Linked DNA regions of Homo sapiens: region 1 is linked to region 2. A link is a contact called in ENCODE Hi-C data. All regions are on one chromosome and are shown on one strand. Each heading gives the region's core, a stretch centred on a gene start or an enhancer-like site at or near the end of the contact. The rest is flanking DNA. Distances are from core to core; before and after follow the strand shown. Region 1 overlaps GRIN2A (glutamate ionotropic receptor NMDA type subunit 2A). Region 2 holds the start of CARHSP1-DT (CARHSP1 divergent transcript).

Region 1 (4,431 bases), core at 234-2,733, 1.0 Mb after region 2:
CCATACATTGCAGAAACTCTTCCCAGTCTTCCTGCCAGAAGATTCCAGTGTCCACATGATTTCTCTCCACTTCTTTGGAGGGTCCCTTCCACTGATAGCTTAAAGTGTCAGCAAGAGTTTCCTTTCACTGAACCACAGTTATTTCCTTGAAGCTTCAACCCACTAGCTCTAGTTCTCTACTGTAAGCAAAGGAGACTAATTCTACTACAATTTCCGGATGGCAGTCCTTTAAAACTCTGAAGCCAGTTCTTGGGTCACTCCTTATGAGTCTCCTCTAGGGAAACATTTCTCATAAGACACATAGTAGATATGGGTGCTCTATTTCATTCAAAAATATACATATAGAGTCTTCACTCTTTTTCTCCAGACAGGATCTTGAATTTGCAGAATGAGATTCTATTCCAGGGACCTTTATGTAAAGATTTATAGACATTTGCTACAACGCATTGTGCAACCTTGTATTTTAGGTCAAATAAGTAATTGAAACAAGTTTCTTTATGTTTCCCCTCTATATAGAAATAATTAATAATAATATTAAATTGAGGGTCCAACATCGGCTAGGCACAGTGCTGGGTGTTTAACATAAGTTATCGCATTTTATACTTCAGCAGCTCTGGAACTAAGCAGCTAATGCATTCAATTGAGAGAGTGTTTGCATGTTTCGGAAATTGGGCCTTGTATCCTGGAAAAGAGCTATATTCTACGCTTCATTTACACTTCACTCATCAAAACACTCTTTGGTAAGAGCTATTTGATGTTCTAGGTCCAACTTTTTTTTTAGCTTTTGCCTTTGAGAGGTCATGTTTTGCATTCTTTGACTCAATCCTCAAGGCTCTGAGCCTGCTTAAAATGTAGAAGGCAGATAACGTTTGGGCTTGAAGTTTGAAATAACATTTTTTTTTCCATTTCTCCTTTGGGAGGGATATTGTATTTCACCCACAGGGGTTCTTTTTACTTGTTGCTGATTTTCAAAAGAAAAAAAGAAAAGAACAAAATTACAAAATCCATTACGTGAAGGCATTAGAACTGAGTGTGAAAAACAATTTAGAATAGAGGCTCCCAAGAATGTTTGATTTGGAGAGAACTAGAAAATCATTCTTGGTTAAAAAAAAAAAAAAGATGCAGTTCCAGTATTAGAATAAAATCAGACACTAATTTCTTCCAGCTAAAGTACAGCCAAGAGTCAAAATGCCAAGTCATCATTTAAAAAAACGGCAAATCTTAGTATTTCTTTCCTGGACAAAAACACCTAGGAAGACAATAAAACTTTACAGAACTGCCAGTTTTCAACATGCTGGCAGCAAAACCCAGCAGATGCACCAACAAGAAAGGCAGACCTAAACCAGCCTAGCAGGGGCATCATTTGGCAAAGGGACAGCCTGCCACCATACTGGTTTCTATTTCAGATAACAAAATTGTCCAATAGTGTCTAATAGAGTTAACTCAACCAGCTGTGTGGCTGACAGGCCTGCACCTGCTTTCAGTATCAGTTCTGGCTTCTGAACAGCACAGGCTATTCCAGTTCTTCTCACCGTGTTAAACCACAGAAAATTTCCCAATGCACAAGTTCTGAAACTATCTTCAACGCATACGCATTTGTTTTGCTGTGGCTCAGAAGTTAGGCTTATTGAAGATGGAAAGATGGTCCCAGAGAGAACAAAGTGGGAACGTAAGGGGCTCCCAGACCCAAAGCTGAGGAAGACGACAGTGAATTGAAACTTGCCATTAAGGCTATAACAGCTTAATCACCTGGATATGATAGCAGCAGTTAGACAAGCCACAAAGAGACTCAACTGAAAGCTGAAGCATTGTGCTACAAGACAGCTAAGGGGCAGAAGAGCCAACAGCAACATTCCCCACATGTGGGAAGGGGCATATGTTTCCATTTATTTACAGCCTATTGATTATGCAGCTTTTTTTTTTTTTTTTTTTTTTTTTTTTTTTTTTTTTTTTTTTTTTAATGAGACGGAATCTCACTCTTTCATCCAGGCTGGAGTGCAGTGGCGCGATCTCGTCTCACTGCAAGCTCCGCCTCCCGGGTTCACGCCATTCTCCTGCCTCAGCCTCCCTAGTAGCTGGGACTACAGGCAACTGCCACTGCACCCGGCTAATTTTTTGTATTTTTAGTAGAGATGGGGTTTCACCATGTTAGCTAGGATGGTCTTGATCTCCTGACCTCATGATCCGCCCGCCTCAGCCTCCGAAAGTGCTGGGATTACAGGCGTGAGCCACCACTCCCGGCCAACTATACAGAATTCTTAATAAGGCAAGCTGAAGCTGACGGCAATTTACAAGTCAGGGAAATAAGAATCAACTGGTCAAGGAACACATCAAAACTGGGAGGACTTGAATCAAGTCCACCACCCTTAATAATAGCCACCTTCCTTAAGAACAGCACAGACCTACACAACTATCCAAATGTTCTAATAAAGGTAGAAAATACATACAAACAAGTATTTTTCTGTGAAAGCAGCTTTATGGTAAGATTATTTATCAAGGCCATTGCCCCAATTACTTGTTTCTACTTATTTGAACAGAGACAGTGTAATGGAATCCTGCTCCTAAAACTTGTATGTTTTTTTAACCAATGGTAAGAGATGGGACTCACAACTCACAGTTGCTCTGTCCAATGAATTGATGTAATTGATGTCATTGTTATTAATATTAGAAGTACACCATCAATGGAGGTAGTTTAGGTGGTGGTGACAAGCACTGACTCTGGAGTTAAATTATTTGGGTTTGTGAACTGTCTCTGCAACTTGCTACTTATATAAACTAGTTGTTATTTCACCTCTTTGAGCCTCCGTTTTTTCATCTGTTAAATGGAGATACTAATGGCACCTACATGACAGGTTTGTTGTGAGAATTAGATTGATTAATAAATAGAATTTAGCACAGTATGCCAGACACACTCTAGGCACTTGATAAATGCTAATTACTGTAGATGTGATAATACCTTTGGTTGTTGTTAATTAATCAACATCTGTACTTCCTTCCTGGGATTATTGAGAGTGCTGCAACAATTTCTCATCTGCCAATTATTTGCCAACTTTGTCTTCTGGAGTTGGAGGCATAAGAGTTAGGTCAATCTCTTTGTGTAATCTTGGTTATATGATGTCACCTCTGTGAACATTATCTGTAAAATTGGAATAATCCCATGCAACTCAAAGAATTGTTATGAGGATTCAAGATTTTGTATATGAGTCTAAAACACTATATAACATTATTGTAATAATTATTAATTATGTCTAATTAGGAGGGTAATAAAGCAAAATGATCCCATGACCCCACAGATCCTCCCAACAGTCAAAAGCTTCATGACATGAGTCCTTGGAAAAAAAGAAGAGAAAGTTGCATTAAACATCACCCAACTTCTCAAGAGAACCAGAAATTGTGAGTAGGAGCTTTTCATACACCCTGAATCTGCCGGCACGTATAAATCGAGGTCTTCTCATTCTTCCCTCATTTTCAATACCACTTATTGGGAAGGAAGGTACTGAAATGAAAACAATTTGGAACCAAAAGGCACAACTCTCAGAGCCACAGCGATACAGTGACAAGTGAAATGGGCTTTCTAATAGTATCCTGCTGCGGATTAACAGACACCTGGTATTCCACCTCGGAGGTGGCTGGTGATGCAGCCTTCTTCACTAGGAGTCAACGGTCCACTCCTAGCTCTTTTTCCACCATCCTCCCTTTTCCAACCTTTCAAGGCATGACCTCTTTTCCACCAGTTCCTCCCCGCCACCCACATCCCATATATTAACAGAAGCCCTTCAAATATCTCCTCCAGCTTTTACAAGGCAGAGATGGAGTTGGTCATTTAACATATGAAAGGAATTTTCTTCTGGGGAGTTAAGTAAGTGATGTGAGGAAGTGATGAGCATCCTTTTGGCAGCTACTGCTCCATGGTGTCTCTTGGCCTTCAAACACCCAACTTTCCCTTTTGCAGAGGTAGCGTTGCCTAGTGGTTCATAGCAGACACTCTGAAGTGAGAAAGACCCGAAACTGAGTCTACCATGAGAATAAGTGTTTTTATTACCTTATAAACACTAAAATATTTCCCATCTCAGGGACTTTGCGCACTCTGCTCCCTTTGGCTGGAATGACTTTTCTCCGGCTCTTTTCATATCTGATTCTTCACCCTTCAGCTTTCAGTAGAAACATCACTTCTGCAAAGAGGCAAGAGGTGTGTTCCTTCCATCCTTCACGTTTTCCATCTCAGTACCCCATATCTGCCCTTCACAGGAGCCATAATATAGTGCAATTATTTTATGTATTTGATTCCTTACTCATTTTTGTTTAAATTCCCTATGAGATTATAACCCCAGGGGTCATGCTCTGTTGTTTTCACTGGTGTATCCCCTGTGGGGTTTGGCACTGAACACTAGGTAAATTCTTCAGATGAATGGATGAATGCAATTGTGACTG
Region 2 (4,755 bases), core at 1,274-3,773:
AAAGGGGAGGGGGCAGCCAGGCCGGAGTCAGCCCTCCGCTGGCTAAGGACCTGAAGCCAACAGTCACAGAGAAGTGCAAACAGGCGGGCAGGGAAGGTGCAGCCCGGCGCCTACGTCTGCCCAGAGCCCCCTCCCAGGCCCCGCCAAGCTGGGAATAGCTCTTCCGCCCTCAGGAGCCCCTGAGTGCTGGGAAGAGGCCGGAAACCCGAGGAGTGTACCGGGAACCCAAGGGGGCCTCCAACATTGCCATTGCCTGTGCCCCCATTAGCACCCCTGGACGGCCTCGACCGGACGGGCGACCCCACCCAGCAGGGAGACGGTCACCCCACCGCCACCACCCACCTGGGACCCTGCGCCCGCCCCAGTTCTCAGCCTGGACTGCCCCTCCTGCGGGAAGCCCAAGCCCTCCTTCTCAACAAGAACCCTACTCTACACGCCTCCCCCACTCAATCCCTCCATCCTTCCCTCCATTCTCGGGGGGCTTTGGCTCAGACCTGAGATTGAGCCCTGACTGGTCCCCACTCCCTCTGTGACCCCTGCCAGGCGATTTCACCGCCCCACCCGAGTTTCCTCATCTGTCAAAGGGGACAGGAGCGGTGCTGCGTCGCAGGGCTCGGACGCTGTGCAGATGGTGCCGCGAAAATGCCAAGCGCACGGCGGGCTCAGTCCACAATAGTGCGGCTGATGGTGGAAGTGTCAGGCACGGGCCCATCTGAAATCACCTTCCCTCCCATTCCTGCCCCTGCTGATGGAACACAAACCAAATGCGCTGGCTTTGCCACTCGGTGGAACAAAGACCGATCCCCTACCTAGGGGACCCACCGTCAACCACCCTCAACCCCACCCCATGGCCCCACGCCAGGCCTAGCTCAGCTCATTGAAAACATCTACTCCCAGCCGGGCTCTGCGCCTCTTTCTTGCCCTGAAGGGACCAGCATCGAGAACTCACGGTCATCACCGAGGCCACCCAGGGAGTGCAGAGGGCGGTGGGGTCTCCAAGGAGGACCCCGAGCCCAGAGGAGGGCCAAAGGCCCGAAGGGAGGGAGAACAGAGGCAGAGAGAGGCTGGAGAAGGTAGTGGCGGAAGATAACAGGAAGCCCTGCTGAGAAGTTGGGGACTTAGACGACAATGGGACTTCGGTGGACGATTTTCAGCGTGGGGTAGATCTAAGCGGATTGTTTTTCTAAGTTCCCTCTGGCTTCAGAGTGGCAGCAAATGACAGGGGCAAGCAAGACTGGGCACAGAGAGACTGAGAAATATCAAAACAGCAAGTTAAAAAACAGTAGCTTACGTGTCTCCCGGCACGGGGCTAGCTGCCTCCTTTTACTCTCACACACCCTCTCATGCCAGAAGAAGTCAGAGCCCAGTCTGCAGATGGGGAAACTGAGGCTCCGAGAGGCCTCCTATTTGGCAGAGATTTCCCCACCTATTAAGACCCAAGGCCCTGCCTGGAGCGGGACGTCTCCGCCTCCCCCAGCACACACATCCACTCCAACCCCAGAAAACCATAGGGCCGGAGGCTTCCTTTTTAAAAATCAAAAAAGAACATTTCACTTCCGGCCTGCAAACCTGAACCGCCAGCGCAGCCTGCGGAAAGGGGGCCTGTGGGCGCGGGTGAAGTTTTTCTCCAGCGCCTAAGGCACCCCCACCCCCATCCGGGCGCAAACACCCGGGCCCAGCGCGCCCGGCGGCTCCTCCTCCCCCAGATGCGGCTAATCGCGCGGCGCCAGGACGGCTCCCCACCTCCCCCGCCGGGCCTGGCCGCCGTCCCAACCTCGAGCCACAGCTGGCGCGGCCAGGCCCGGCGGGGGGTGGCTCTGCTTCCCGCGTGCGACGCCCCCCGCGCCTCGCCCCACCGCCCGGCGAGTCCCCCGTCCAGGGCTCCCGCCCAAAGGCAAAAGCAGCGGGGAGGGCGGGAAGAGCTTCCCCTGCACGCAGAGAACAGGTGGCCAGGCGGGAAGTACTACCCGACGTCCGCCTAGAATCCTTGCCGCTGTTGCCACACCCACCCCTTCCCCTGGGGAGGAGCAACCCGCGTTCCCCAAACAGGCCCCGAGAAACCCAGCCCGGAGCCCTCCTCTGCCGAGCTAGAAGACCCTGCAGGATGGGGGACGATGGAGGCAGAGGAGGCCGAGGCCCCACCCCTGCGGCTCCCGGGGCCGCGGGCCAGGGGCGCCTATCCTGGGGTCCCCGAGAAGAGCTCCCTACCCTGCAATCCGTTCTGCTCCGCCAGCCGCTTCGCTCCGACTGAGAGCGCGGAGCTGGGGAGGGGGCGTGGCCCGAGGGGGGGTGGGGCGCCGATCCCCGCCCCCAGGAGCTCCCGGCCAATGGGGCTGCGGGAGGGAGCCCGGGACGGTGGGGGCGGGCGGGGCGGGAGTGGCCCGGACAGGACCTTTGTGTCCGCGCCTTAGACTGGCGGGAGAGCGGAACGCAGAGCGCGGGACGTAGGGGCCGGGGCGGGGCGGGGCGGGGCGGAGCTGGGCTGCACCCACCAGCAGAAAACGCCCCTGCAAAGTGGGGGAACTGTGTCCCTGCGCCCGTGCAGTTCCTTCCCCTCGCCACGCGCGCCAGGTGCGGCTCCCACCTGCCTTTGGCTCTAAAATCTGTATAATCCCGGAGGGTGTCACTTTTAGCAGAAAGGAAATAAAGGAATGAAAAGAGAGACGGAAGAAAACAAGCAAAAAACAGAAAGGAGGAAAAGGGAAAGAAAAAATACACACGCACACACACACCAGAAAAACAGGGTTTTGTTTTCTCGTTGGGGATTTTGATTTTGTTCTCTTCTCTTGTTTCATTTCTAGCCTTCCTTGAGTCCTCTGTTTTTGGAGGTAAAAAATGTTACCTCTGTTTTGCAGGAGAGGAAACTGAGGCACAGAGAGGCGACCAGCCCATGGGCACGGCCAGTCGAGAGCAGCCCCTGAAGGCGAGCCTAGATCCCGGGACCAGGGTCAGCTTGGTATTTGAGGGGCGCGGGGAAGGAGAGAGGTCCCCGGAGCTCGCCCGGGACAACAGGGCCCCCGGAGGCGGCGGTGAGGACTGTGCCTGCCTCACTCTGCAGCCCCTATTGGGGCCACTGGGGAAAAGGCCCAGCAGCGAAACCAACTAGTCCAAGCCAGGCAAGGAACCGTCCTAGACGGCTGGTGGGAACAACCGCGCAGCTGCTGTGGAAAAAGCCCGGCGGTTCCTCAAACCACGAGCCCTGGAGTCTCCATAAAACCCATCAACTCCACTCCTAGGTGTCTGCGCGCCCAAGAGAAATAAAAATGTTTGTCCACACAAAAATTTACTTGAGGCCGGGTGCGGTGGCTCACGCCTGTAATTCCAGCTCTTTGGGAGGCCGAGGCAGGAGGATCACTTGAGCTCAGGAGTTGGAGACCAGCCTGGCCAACATGGCGAAACCCCGTGTCTATGAAAAATACAAAAATTTGCCGGGCTTGGTGGCGGGTGCCTGTAATCCCAGTTACTTGGGAGACTGAGGCAGGAGAATCACTTGAACCCGGGAGGTGGAGGTTGCAGTGAGCCAGGATCATGCCACTGCACTCCAGCCTGGGCGACAGCGAGTCTCCGTCTCGGGGGGGAAAAAAAGTTAAAAATAAATAAATAGGCCGGGCGCGGTGGCTCACGCCTGTAATCCCAGCACTTTGGGAGGCCGAGGCGGGCGGATCACGAGGTCAGGAGAACGAGACCACGGGGAAACCCCGTCTCTATTAAAAATATTAAAAATTAGCCGGGCGCGGTGGCGGGCCCCTGTAGTCCCAGCTACTCGGGAGGCTGAGGCAGGAGAATGGCGTGAACCCGGGAGGCGGAGCTTGCAATGAGCCGAGATAGTGCCACTGCACTCCAGCCTGCCTGGGCGACAGAGCAAGACTCCATCTCAAAAATAAATAAATAGATAAATAATGATTTACTTGTTGGGCTGGGCGTGGTGGCTCACGCCTGTAATCCCAGCACTTTGGGAGACCGAGACAGGAGGATCTCTTAAGCCCAGGAGTTTATGACCAGCCTGGACAACATAGTAAGACCCCTTCTTTACCAAAAAAAAAAAAGTTTTAATTAGCCAGGAGTAGTAGCACCCACCTGTAGTCCCAGCTACTGGGGAGGCTGAGGTGGGAGGATCCCTTGAGCCCAGGAGATCGAGGCTGCTGTGATCCGTGACTGCACTGCTGCACTCCAGCCTGGGTGACAGAGTAAGATTTATAGCAGTATTACTCATAGTAGCCAAAAGGGAGAAACAGCTCAGATGTCCATCAAGTGATGAAAGGATAAACAAAATGTTGTGTATCTATACAGTAGACAACTATTCACTCATCAACAGGAATGAAATCTTGATGCAAGCTACAACATAGAGGAACCTTGAAAATATGCTAAGAGAAAGAAGCCACACAAAGGCCGCACTTTGTGTGATTCCATCTGTATGAAATGTTCTGAATGGGCAAATCTCTAGAAACAGGAAGTAGATTAAGGGTTGCCAGAGGCTGGGGGTGGGGGTGCGGGCTAGACGGTTGATACTTAAAAGGTACAGGGGTTTCTTTTTGAGATGATGAAAATGTGCTGAAAGTGATGGTGGCGATAGTTGCACAAGTCCGTGGATATACTAAAAATCATTGCATTGTGTGCTTTCAATGGGTGAACTGTATGGTGTGTGAATTATGACTCAGTTAAGCTGTTTTTAAAAAGTCAAGGCCAGGCACAGTGGCTCATGCCTGTAACCCCAGTACTTTGGGAGGCCTGGGAGGGCGGATCACTTGAGCTCAG

The links. A loop is a pair of places that touch in the nucleus more often than their neighbours do. Pooled maps may share reads with other maps.
Region 1: a pooled map shows a loop between it and region 2 (5-fold over the local background). The contact joins the enhancer-like site here to the promoter of CARHSP1-DT in region 2. A Hi-C loop is called at or near these places in 2 of 50 pooled maps.

What each region holds. Positions count from the first base shown.
Region 1 is chr16:9,912,993-9,917,423 of GRCh38, forward strand. The region is part of intron 3 of GRIN2A (glutamate ionotropic receptor NMDA type subunit 2A); the gene reads right to left. Among named protein-coding and RNA genes, the nearest start is that of GRIN2A, 270 kb to the right of the region's middle. Within about 2 kb of position 1,484, at least 3 of the 41 ENCODE cell types and tissues checked have a DNase peak (open chromatin) inside an H3K27ac peak, as active enhancers do.
Region 2 is chr16:8,866,758-8,871,512 of GRCh38, forward strand. It overlaps CARHSP1-DT (CARHSP1 divergent transcript), which reads left to right and starts at 2,524. Exons shown (of 2, transcript NR_186721.1): 1 at 2,524-2,571; 2 at 2,856-3,282. CARHSP1 (calcium regulated heat stable protein 1) reads right to left here and starts at 2,249. Exons shown (of 4, transcript NM_014316.4): 1 at 2,209-2,249. RefSeq lists enhancers at 1-406, 1,412-1,471 and a silencer at 1,612-2,571.